Regions from separate parts of the Homo sapiens genome. Here region 2 is linked to region 1. Evidence: chromatin loops called from intact Hi-C (ENCODE). Cell type or tissue: OCI-LY7. All regions are shown on one strand. Each heading gives the region's core, and the rest is flanking DNA. Links, peaks and the distances in the headings are about the cores only. Region 1 has its middle 46 kb from the start of RALY. Region 2 overlaps RALY (RALY heterogeneous nuclear ribonucleoprotein).

Region 1 (5,377 bases), core at 238-5,237:
CCATGTGTCAGACAGTCCTCTGGTGCAGCTGGGACCATTCATTGTTCTGCAGCTCCCATGGGCTCTTTCTACCAATGCCCTTTCTTGCCTCTGATTGATATGACAAGTCCTGCTGTTCTGGGTTGGCCTTAAGCTGTGCTGGATTGGAACAAACATTCCTCACGTGAGTGGTACAGTTCTTGCTCTATTCATGAGCCCCTCACCTATGCTCCCTACTGGTAGTGGTATGTGGGAGGCAGCGGGTGAGGTCAGCATTGAAATAGATCACGTTTCAGGAATGCAGTGATTGTGGCACAAAGAGTTGAAGAGAAGAGATGGTTGGGAAAAGCGCTGTTCTACATTACATAGTGTGTTCGTCCTTTTATGTTATGGTATACCTGAGGCTGGGTAATGTATAAAGAAGAGAGGTTTAATTGGCTTCTGGTTCTGCAGGCTGTACAGGAAGTGTGGTACTGGGGTCTGCTCCTGGGGTGGGCCTCAGGAAGCTTACAGTCATGGTGGAAAGCAAAAGGGGCAGGTGCATCATGTGGTGACAGCAGAGTGAGAGACAGCTGGGGAGACGTGCCAGGCTCTCTAAACAACCAGCTCTTGCATGAACCATCAGAGCCAGAACTCACTCATTACCATGGGGATGGCACCAAGCCATTCCTGAGGGACCCATCCCCGTGATACAATCACCTCCCACCAGGCCCCACCTCCAACACTGGGAATTACGCTTCAACGTGAACTTTGGAGGGGACAAACATCCAAACCATATCACACTGTAAAATTCCAAATGGTAAATTTAATATGACCAGAAGACAAATGATCATTCATATATTCTCTAGACTCTGGGGAAGACTTCCCTTATGGTCATCATCAATGAAGCACTGTCTTTGAGTCATTGGAAGCCCAGTACTCCCCAGTAGCACAACGGATGATGCAACCTAATGAGTAACCAGCATTCAGTAAATGTTGTCAGGGAAATGCAGAGGCAAGAAGATCTTTATTGTTTCAATATAAACAGAGCCTGAGGAGCCTGGCATTGTGAGCAATAACAATGTTGCTGCTTTTTTCTTGTGTTTTTTCCTTGTGGTGGGACATATGAGCCCAGAGCCACACATTTGACAGTAAAGAACAGGAGGAGATGGTGCCTGGATACTGCAGAGAATCTTCACATGCACTAATTGAAAAATACTAAAATACCTAAGTACTTCTTCTGTATTCACAACTCTCAATCTTCGTCAATACCTCATCATTCCTCACATGGGCCCAATAATTTTGTAATACATTTTAAAATCAAATTGTTTATATAGGCAGGGCTTCCAAAAACATATTTTCCAGGGTCCCATGCACCTTAGGCACAGCCCTGTTCTCACTTTCAGATGCAACGTCTTCCGGAAGCTCACACATGGGCCCCACATCCATTTATCCTCCTTCCAGTATCCATGCCCCCACTTTCCTCTGAAAAAAACACTCCCTGCCCATAATCAGCCTGCATGGAATCTGATGAAGCAGAGTTGACCAACTCTGGGGATGAAAGTCCTGACTTAGCCCTAAGCCAGTCAGCATATCTCATTCTGTGGTCCCAGCACTTGGTTCAGGAATGGGCATATGTCCCAATCAAAGTCAATGAGATGCAATGAAACTTTTATTTGGGATTCTAGGAAAGGGACACTCTCTTCCCTGCTGTACCTGAAACCTAACAGCACATAAGAGCTGGATCTGTTCCCACCATCTTGTTGTCGCATGAGGCCTAGAACTCAAGCAGCAGCTGAAGAAGCAAGTGGAGACATGGTAAGGGAGCTAGGACCTGGTGAGCTCATCTGTGTTCCTGATCAAGCTGCACCTGAAGCCAGGACACACACTTGGACCATAAGCCAATAATATCCCCTTTTGCGGAAGCAGTTTTGGTTGGATTTCTTCTTATTTGCAACCAGATTAAATCAAATGGATAATCATGTCTGAGTGTAAATGCTTTTGTTGTCCATATACTAATGCCTTCTCAATTCTGATTTTTTTGGCTGTCTAACAGAATGATGTCCTGAAGTATGCATTAACCTCTGCCTGATTCCTCTTTCTTTTATTTTATTTTCTTTCTTTCTTCTTCTTCGTCTTCTTTTTTTTTTTTTTTTTTTAATGGAGTCTCACTCTGTCACCCAGGCTGAAGTGCAGTGGCATGACTACAACCTCCGCCTCCCAGGTTCAAGCAATTCTCCTACCTCAGCCTCCCAAGTAGCTGGGATTACAGATGCCCGTCACCACGCCCAGCTAATTTTTTTGTATTTTTAATAGAGATGGGGTTTCACCACCGTATTGGCTGGACTGGTTTCGAACTCCTGACCTCAGGTGATTCATCCACGTTGGCTTCTCAAAGGGTTAGGATTACAGACCTGAGCCACTGCACCCGGCCCTGGTTCCTATTTCTACCTCCTCCCTGCCCCACAACTGAGGCCTCTTGACATTTGCTGCAGGCTCAGCCCCTCTCCAATTACCATGGAAAAATCCTGCCCTAAGTTGGAGGAGTCAATAACTCCAGCCCCACTGCAGACTCAATTGAGAACTTCTCTCTCATTTCATAGCCTGTCCAGCCTTTCCAGTTTATAACTGTATTCCCTACTCACTCTAAGGTCTGAGTCCAAGTCATGGTGTCTGAGATCTTAAAAATAGAATCATCAGAATGACCCGCCTTGCCAGTTTCAGGGTACAAATATAGCCACCTTTATTTCAATTTTCCACTCATTCAAGTTCTCACATACTTTTTTTAGTGCAAGGTCCCAAGACACCCTCTTTAGGCATCCACTGATCCCTGGATTTTCAAAGTCTAGGGGATAACTTGGGCTTAGGGCATCAGTGTGGTTCCAATGCCACCTACAGAGAGAACTAGTCTATCAGTCCACCACCAATAGTCATTGCTCCTCACTGCCACATGGTGTCGCTGTTGAAGACTGATTCTGCATAGTCTCATGGCTGCTTGTCCATTGCTGCCAGATGTCCTTGCTGGGTTCCTGCACAAGTCACAGTAGTGCCCCCTCTTGGTCTTAGCATTTATCACAAATTTAATCACATATTTGTTTTCCTGCTTATTGTCTGACTCTCCTATAGGACGTAAGTTCCATGGGTGCAGTTCCTATATGTGCTTTATTCAGCACTACTGAATTTGTACCAGAATAGGTACTTAATAAATATTGCTGAAATCAATGAGTGAATGAAGAAATGCATGCATGCCTGCATGAATAAATGAAATAAAGTGTCTGAAGCAAGGGGGAGACAAGACAGAGAAAGTGGTTTCCAGAGACAGAATCTCAGCCCACCTCTTGAGAGGGAGATGGCATACTTGTTACATAAATGCTTCTACTCCCCACTCCTTTGTCCATGGGGCCACTAATCAATCACATCATTCTTTCTCGCTGAGGTTGGAGACAATTTCTAAATCCTCAGTACAGAAGTCCAGCCATCTCTTGTAATGAATTGGAGGAGGCAGACAACAATGGAACGTTTTGTGGTAACAGGATGCAAGGGAATGTTCTCACTGTGGCAGTTTTAACATATAGCCCCCAAATTCTTTGACATTCCTCTTATTTAATGGTGGGATCCCTGACCCTTGCCCTTGAATCTGGGTTCTGCGAATGCTTGACCAATAGACAATGGCAGAAATGATGTTCTATAAGTTTCCAGGAACAGGTATTAAGAACCTGGCAACTTCCTCTTTCTGTCTCTTTAAACATTCATCTTGAAACCCAGCTGCCATGCTGTGAGGAAGCCCAAGCTGCTTTGGGAAGAGGCCCACCTGAGAGAAAACAGCAGCCAGTGCCAGCTTGCTGGCCTTGTGAGTGAGTCACCTTGGCAACGGACCCTCCAGCCTTAGTAGAGACATCCCTGGTGACATTACATGAACAAAGATGACCTGTCCCCACTGAACCCTGCCCAGACTGCAGGCTCATGACAAAATAAATGGTCTCTGTCTTACGCCGCTAAGTTTAGAGTGTTTTGTTAGGCAGCAGTAGTAACTGGGACACTCATCAAACTTCAGCATCAACTCTGCTACCATGGCTCAGTCCTTACAATCAAGTTCTGTCTCAGTTTCCCCGGCTCCACATGCCAGGTCCCCTTCTGGGCCTGCGGCTTTGAGAGGAAGCTTACATCTTATCCCATCCATGGAATGGGATAGGAGCTTATTCTGCTCCCTATATTGCCAGTCATGTAGGGGGATTGCATAGCCTGCAGTCACCACCCACTTGGTCTCTCCAGCAGCCCATGCTGAGAGCCTGAATATTTCATGATAGGCTGCAGCTTTTGAGCTTAGGAAGGAACTGCGGGTGTCATTTCGAGCTAGTTCCCATCCCTTTCATTCCCATGCCTGTATTTGTCAACGCTTAGCAGAGGACTTGCCCTTGTGCGCTGTTTGGGAAGCTGTGTGCCATGTCCGATTCACTGCCCCGTCACTGCCTGTTACTCCTTGTGGATGCAGATGCCCTAGACTCAGGGGGACCATCTTCAGAGCCTCTGCTAAGTGGTTCTCAAACATGTTTAGATGCCATTTAGCCACTTGGATGACCCAGTGACTGCCTCATTAATCTGACAAATGTTGGAAACAACTTGCTTCCTTCTCTCTTTCTGACATTAGGCACCAGCAGCTTCCTCACCTCTGGCACACTTTGAATTTTAGTAGGCCAGTGGAGCCTGCCTTTGGAGGTAGACAGAGGTGAATTCAACTTCCAGATTTATGATGTGAATCTCTCAAGTTCTCGTGATCTTGGGAGGGGGATATCATTTCCTTGGTCCTGGGGTTCCACGTTTGTTCAATGGGGATAATGCCAGCCTCAGAAAGCTGCTATGAGGAGTCAGTGAGACAAGGTGCACAACTCATAGTTTGGTGGGGCCTGTTAGCCCCTTGAGATCAGCACAACATGAGTTCAAATCTCCCACTTGCCATTCTAAGCAAGTTAGTGCTTGTTAGGGCTCAGAATAGTGCCTGTTAGGAAGCACTAGAGAAGCCAGGCATGGTGACTTATGCCTGTCATACCAGCACTTTGGGAGGTTTAGGCAGGAGGATCACTTGAGCCTAGGAGGTCGAAGCTGCAGTGAACTATGATTGTGCCACTGCACTCCAGCCTGGGAGACAGAGCAAGACCCTGTCTTAAAAAAAAAAAAGAAAAAGAAAAAAAAGACAAGAAAGAAAGCACTAGAGAAAGGACTGAGCCATGGTAGGAGAGTTGAGGCTGAAGTTTGGTGAGTATTAATTTTATGGATCACTTTTGTGTGTCTTCAACTCCAGGCTTCTGGAATGTCTACCTTTGATAATAATTATTTTTCTTTTTTAGAGATGGAGTCTCACTATGTTGCCCAGTCTGGTCTTGAACTCCTGGACTCAAGTGATTCTCCTGCCTCAGCCTCC
Region 2 (5,377 bases), core at 229-5,228, 74 kb after region 1:
GGTCAGTTTAGGGCTAGTATTTAGGATACAGTTTGAGCCCAGGGACAAGGAGGTCTAAAAATAGGATCCCTCGGCCGGGCGCAGTGGCTCACGCCTGTAATCCCACCACTTCAGGAGGTCGAGGCGGGTGGATCACTTGAGGTCAGGAGTTCAAGAGCAGCCTGGCCAAGTTGGTGAAACCCTGTCTTTACTAAAAATATTTTAAAAATTAGCCAGGCCTGGTGGTGGGCACCTGTAATCCCGGCTACTCGGGAGACTAAGGCAGGAGAATTGCTTGAACCCGAGAGGTGGAGGTTGCAGTGAGTCGAGATCATGCATCTTGCACTCCAGCCTGGGCGACACAGCGAGACTCTGTCTCAAAAGAAAAAAAAAAAGGATCCTTCTGCTCTTCACATAGCTCCAGTTCCTTTAACTCAGCACAGGTGAGAGCAACCTAGTGAGATGCCTGGTCTTGGCCTCTGCTTTAAGTGGTTACCTGGCCAGACCCGAAAACATGATGGGATGGGAGGTAGGGGCAAGCCCATAAAGCAGACTGAAGGATTCTTTGATGCTGTGGGTCGTCTCACATTTCTGCTAGAACCGAAGATCCCCATGTTCTAGTAATCTACTCAGCTTAGAAGCCTGTTCAGTAGGCAGACACTGGGTGCTCTGTTAGGTACTGCAAGGGACACAGAGTTGAGTAAGACACAGTCCCTGCTCTTGAGAAACTTAGAATTCTGGGGGAGTGGGGAGGTAGTGGTGGGTGAGGGACAACCATACACATACAAATTATGTAAGACAGAGCAAGCTTTATTCGGTAGATAGGAAGCTTGGCCGGGCGCGGTGGCTCACGCCTGTAATCCCAGCACTTTGGGAGGCCGAGGCGGGCGGATCACGAGGTCAGGAGATCGAGACCATCCCGGCTAAAACGGTGAAACCCCGTCTCTACTAAAAATACAAAAAATTAGCCGGGCGTAGTGGTGGGCGCCTGTAGTCCCAGCTACTTGGGAGGCTGAGGCAGGAGAATGGCGTGAACCCGGGAGGCGGAGCTTGCAGTGAGCCGAGATCCCGCCACTGCATTCCAGCCTGGGCAACAGAGCAAGACTCTGTCTCAAAAAAAAAGGAAGCTTGAGTGCCCACTGTGTACCAGGTTCTGAAAATAGTGTATAGACATATGAAACACAGTTCCTGTTTTTCAAGAACTCCCAGTAAATTAGATAGGCATGTGAAGGTTCACCGTAACACATGTAAGTGGAGGATGTGCTGGACAGATTACCTGGGAAGGAGGCTAGTCAGGGAACATGAGGAAGGATTAACTCCCATGGGGGTGAGGGGAGGAATCATTGGCAAAGACTTCTCCCAGGTGTTGGCATTTGGACTTGTCTCTGAGTAGATAATATTGGCAAAGGGATGGAGAAAGTCATTGAGGATGTTAGGGAACAGCATGAGGAATGGTAGAAGCTGCCAAATTACAACTCAGTGTGATTGGAGTGCAGTGTGCAGGAAAAGGATGTGGTAGAGGATGAATAAGGGTAGAGTTTAAACCATCCTGTAGGCAAAGGGGATCCACTGAGGTTACAGGACTGTGGTAGGAATAATGGATTAGTCAACAGGTGATTGGAGACAGATTAGTTAGAACATGTCAGCAAACTGGTGGGGCAAATCTAGCCCATTGCCTCTTTTGTAAAGTTTTACTGGAACACAGCCACACTCATTTGTTCATCCATGATTGCTTTTGCACTACAGTGGCAGAGTTGAATACCACGCAGACTATGGTAGCCCACAAAGCCTAATTACTATCTGATCCTATACAGAAAAAGTTTGCTGACCTGTAAGAAAGAAGGTAGTTATGCAAGTTCTGTAAGAGAAGATAAATGTCAGAACTAGGCCTGAAATGGATTGCAGGTGTTTGAAGAAGGGACATGATTTAGTAGAGAACACCTGTCCTACCTACCGCTCAAAACTATAAAAATCAAATTTGCTGAAAGTCATTGTCTTTTTCTTTTTTTTTTTTAATTAGTTTATTTTTTTTGAGACAGAGTCTCACTCAGTCACCCAGGCTGGAGTGCAGTGGTGCAATCTTGGCTCACTGCAACCTCCGCCTCCGGGGTTCAAGCGATTCTTGTGCCTCAGCTTCCCAAGTAGCTGGGATTACAGGCGTGCACCACCACGCCTGGCTAATTTTTGTATTGTTAGTAGAGATGGGGTTTTGCCATGTTGGCCAGGCTGGTCTTGAACTCCTGACCTCAAGTGATCTACCTGCCTGGACCTCCCAAAGTGCTGGGATTTACAGGCATGAGCCACTGTGCCAGGCTGAAAGTCACCGTCTTAGTCCATTTTGTGCTGCTGTAACAGAATACCATAGACTGAGTCATTTACAAACAATAGAAGTTTGTTTGGCTCATGCTTCTGGAGGCTGGGAAGTCCAAGATCAAGGGGCCGCCCGCATCTGGTGAGGGCCACGTTGCTGCATAAAAACCTGGCAGAAGGCATCACATGGTGAGAGAGAGTGGGAGGGCTGAACTCACTTTTATAATAAACCCACTCTCAAGATAGCAGACACTTTCCTGCAGTAATGACATTAATCCATTCATGAAGGCAGAGCCCTCATGCACTAATGTTGCCTCTCAGAGTCCCCTGTCTCAACATTGTTGCTTTGGGGATTAAGTTTCCAACACATGAGCTTTAGGAGACACATTCAAACCATAGCAGTCATGGCCATAAAAGGATACTTGATACACAGGCAAGTCCTGATTTGCCTTTATTAGCTGCGTGACCTTGGGCCAGTCACTTAACTCAGAAGTTCGGGTGAATATAATAAGTAGAATATGGTGAGTAGAATAAAGAAAAGACTCATCAGTCAGATCTTCCTCAGGAGACGGAACTCTTTTTAAAAAATTTGTTCTTTTAAATTTTTTTATTATTAAAAAAATTTTTTTTAATTTGTTCTTTTAAGTTTTTTTATTATTAAAAAAAAATTTTTTTTTAAATAGAGACGGGTCTTGCTCTGTTGCCCAGGCTGGTCCTCAACTCCTGGCCTCCCAAAGTGATCCTTCCACCTTGGCCTCCCAAAGTGCTGGGATTACAGGCATGAGCCACCACACTCAGCCTTCTCTTTCTTTCCTTTTTTCTTTCTTTCTTTCTTTCTTTTTTTTTTTTTTTAATAAAGACAATGTCTCACTTGGCTGCCCATGCTGGTCTCGAACTCCTGGGCTCAGGTGGTCTCCTGTCTCGGCCTGCCAAACTGCTGGGTTTATAGATGGGAGCCACCATGCACAGCCTGGACAAAGCTCTTATTCTCTTCTCTATACCTTATACCTCACCCCTAGTTTTTAAGTTTGAGGGCCCTCTAGTGGAAAAGACAGATACCGTAGAAAATCTGGATCATAGTATGAGTTGAGAAGTTGGGGATGGGTAGGCAGAAGGTTTTGATCACTCAAAGCAGCTGATGTTGTGGGTGGAGGGGCTTATGATACTTTGAGACACCCTATACCTTTCCCCTCCATAACTGTTGACACTTGTTCTGGCCAGTTTGAACTTGTTTCTGCCCCTCAACTGCCAGAGCACATAAGGCCCCTACGAAACTAAAGGCTGGCTTTATCCCTCAGTCACCTTTACCAAACAGAAACTTTGTAAGTGCCACTTGATGTCCCTATGTGCCTCTCCCTGCCACTCTACTGAGCCTCCTATGCCTCACTTCCTTTTTCCTTCAGCACTGTGCATCTGCCCTGAAGGACGGAAAAAGTACCATCTAGGGAGACCACAGTGGTGAGTTTTAAGCTCATTTCTGCCTTCAGCTTCCTATGTGACCAAAGGCAATTCATTTCATGTCTCTGGCCCTTCTGTAGGCTCCAGTGCAGATTATCTTCAGCCACTTTTTGGGACTTGGGATTTCTTCTCTAAGCCTCCAGCTTCATAGCATAGCATTTTTTCCCCCAAAGTTCCCCTCTCTTTTCAATCTAGAATATTAGTATATGCTCAAAGATCATTTGCTTGAAATTCACTACCTTCACCTGTGAGGAGAGTAGTCGTATCTGTTTTTATTGGTAGAGTTCCAGGAACTGGCAGTCAGTCTGACTGCTAGAGTGGAACAGACCCCGTCAGCAAGGCATGATGTCTCCAGGATGGGCTGTGTAGTTCAGTACAGACAAACTTTTGGCCCTGGGAATCCAAGATACAGTAGAGGAAGAAGGGCCAGGCACTAGTCTAGGCAGTTTACGTAATTTTTTCCCCTCATTTATCTTCACTATTCTGAGGTAGGTGATTTAATCACCATTTTACAAATGTGAGGACTTAAGTTTTAGAGAGTATCATTTGGTAGACAGTGACTGACTCATTGTGGATACAGGAAAACAACTGAATATTTCTTGCTCCCAAGTAGGGAAGAGTGGTAGAAGAGACAGGCAAGTGAACGGTGGTCAAAGCACCAAGGATACCCAGTTTTGGTGGGAGAGCCATGGCTTAAACCTAGGTCTATCTGCTAATTGTTTCTACTATATGCTGCCTTCCTTACAGAGGGGTGGAGAGAGCAGCAAACCCAAGTGGACATCCAGGCTGGCAAGCAGTCTCTGGACAATGGCCATTGGTGGGGAGGCCTGTCCTTGGATTTTGAGTTGGGCTTTAGTTCGAGGGGGTGGGGGTCTGAAGTCTTAAGCGGGTGACTAAGGCAGGGGCTCTCATGTGGAGCTAACCCCATTTATAGAATAAAGCACCTAATTTTGTGCACTCTAGAAAGTGAAGCCTTATGGTCAGCACTGATCATATGCTGGAGTATCACAAGAGCCCCACAGTCAGTCTATGGTATAATAGGGCCAGAACCAGTCTCCTTATTCCCAATCAGGCCACCTCTCACCTCACTCAGACTTAATACAGTATAGAATAACTTTGGAGGGGACCTCAGTGTGGAGGCTGGAACTGCAAATTTCAAGCTTACATATCAGTTTTTGAATAGGTATTCAAAAACCAATGACAGGCTGGGTGTGGTGGCTCACGCCTGTAATCCCAGCACTTTGGGAGTCCAAGGCGGGCGGATCACCTGAGATTATCAGGAGTTCGAGACCAGCCTGGCCAACATGGTCTGAGTGAGGTGAGAGGTGGCCTGATTGGGAATAAGGAGACTGGTTCTGGCCCTGCCACTGACTTCCCTCTGTGACTTTGGACAGATTCCCCTCCCTGCTCTGGTCTTACCTCCCTTTTTATAAAATGGTTGAGCCCTTCCAACTCTGGTCTCATCAGGGGCATGAAAGCCATTTTCTACACAGTCTCAGTTGCACAGAGCAGTGTCTGGTCGGAGCTTTGGTGTGTTGGTTACTGATTATAAAGCTTTAGATTCTCACTTCCAGCTCAAGAGGGGGAAGGGGAACCATCCAACTGTCTCATTAGCATGGAGAAAAGAAAA

What was found. A loop is a pair of places that touch in the nucleus more often than their neighbours do. Peaks named below come from ENCODE experiments on the same cell type or tissue, not always from the same donor. Only the 100,000 strongest peaks of a DNase experiment are listed, where the experiment ranks them.
Region 2: it touches region 1 in a loop (5-fold over the local background); 9 of 110 quality-filtered maps call a loop at or near these places.

What each region holds. Positions count from the first base shown.
Region 1 is chr20:33,944,958-33,950,334 of GRCh38, forward strand. No RefSeq gene overlaps it. Among named protein-coding and RNA genes, the nearest start is that of RALY, 46 kb to the right of the region's middle. In OCI-LY7, for the core only: CTCF peaks have their summits at 2,945 (motif pointing right) and 3,153; DNase peaks (open chromatin) are centred at 2,944 and 3,734.
Region 2 is chr20:34,018,969-34,024,345 of GRCh38, forward strand. All of the region lies in intron 1 of RALY (RALY heterogeneous nuclear ribonucleoprotein), which reads left to right. Among named protein-coding and RNA genes, the nearest start is that of RALY-AS1, 27 kb to the left of the region's middle. In OCI-LY7, for the core only: CTCF peaks have their summits at 3,345 (motif pointing left) and 3,546; DNase peaks (open chromatin) are centred at 3,323 and 3,693; H3K27ac peaks cover 998 bases.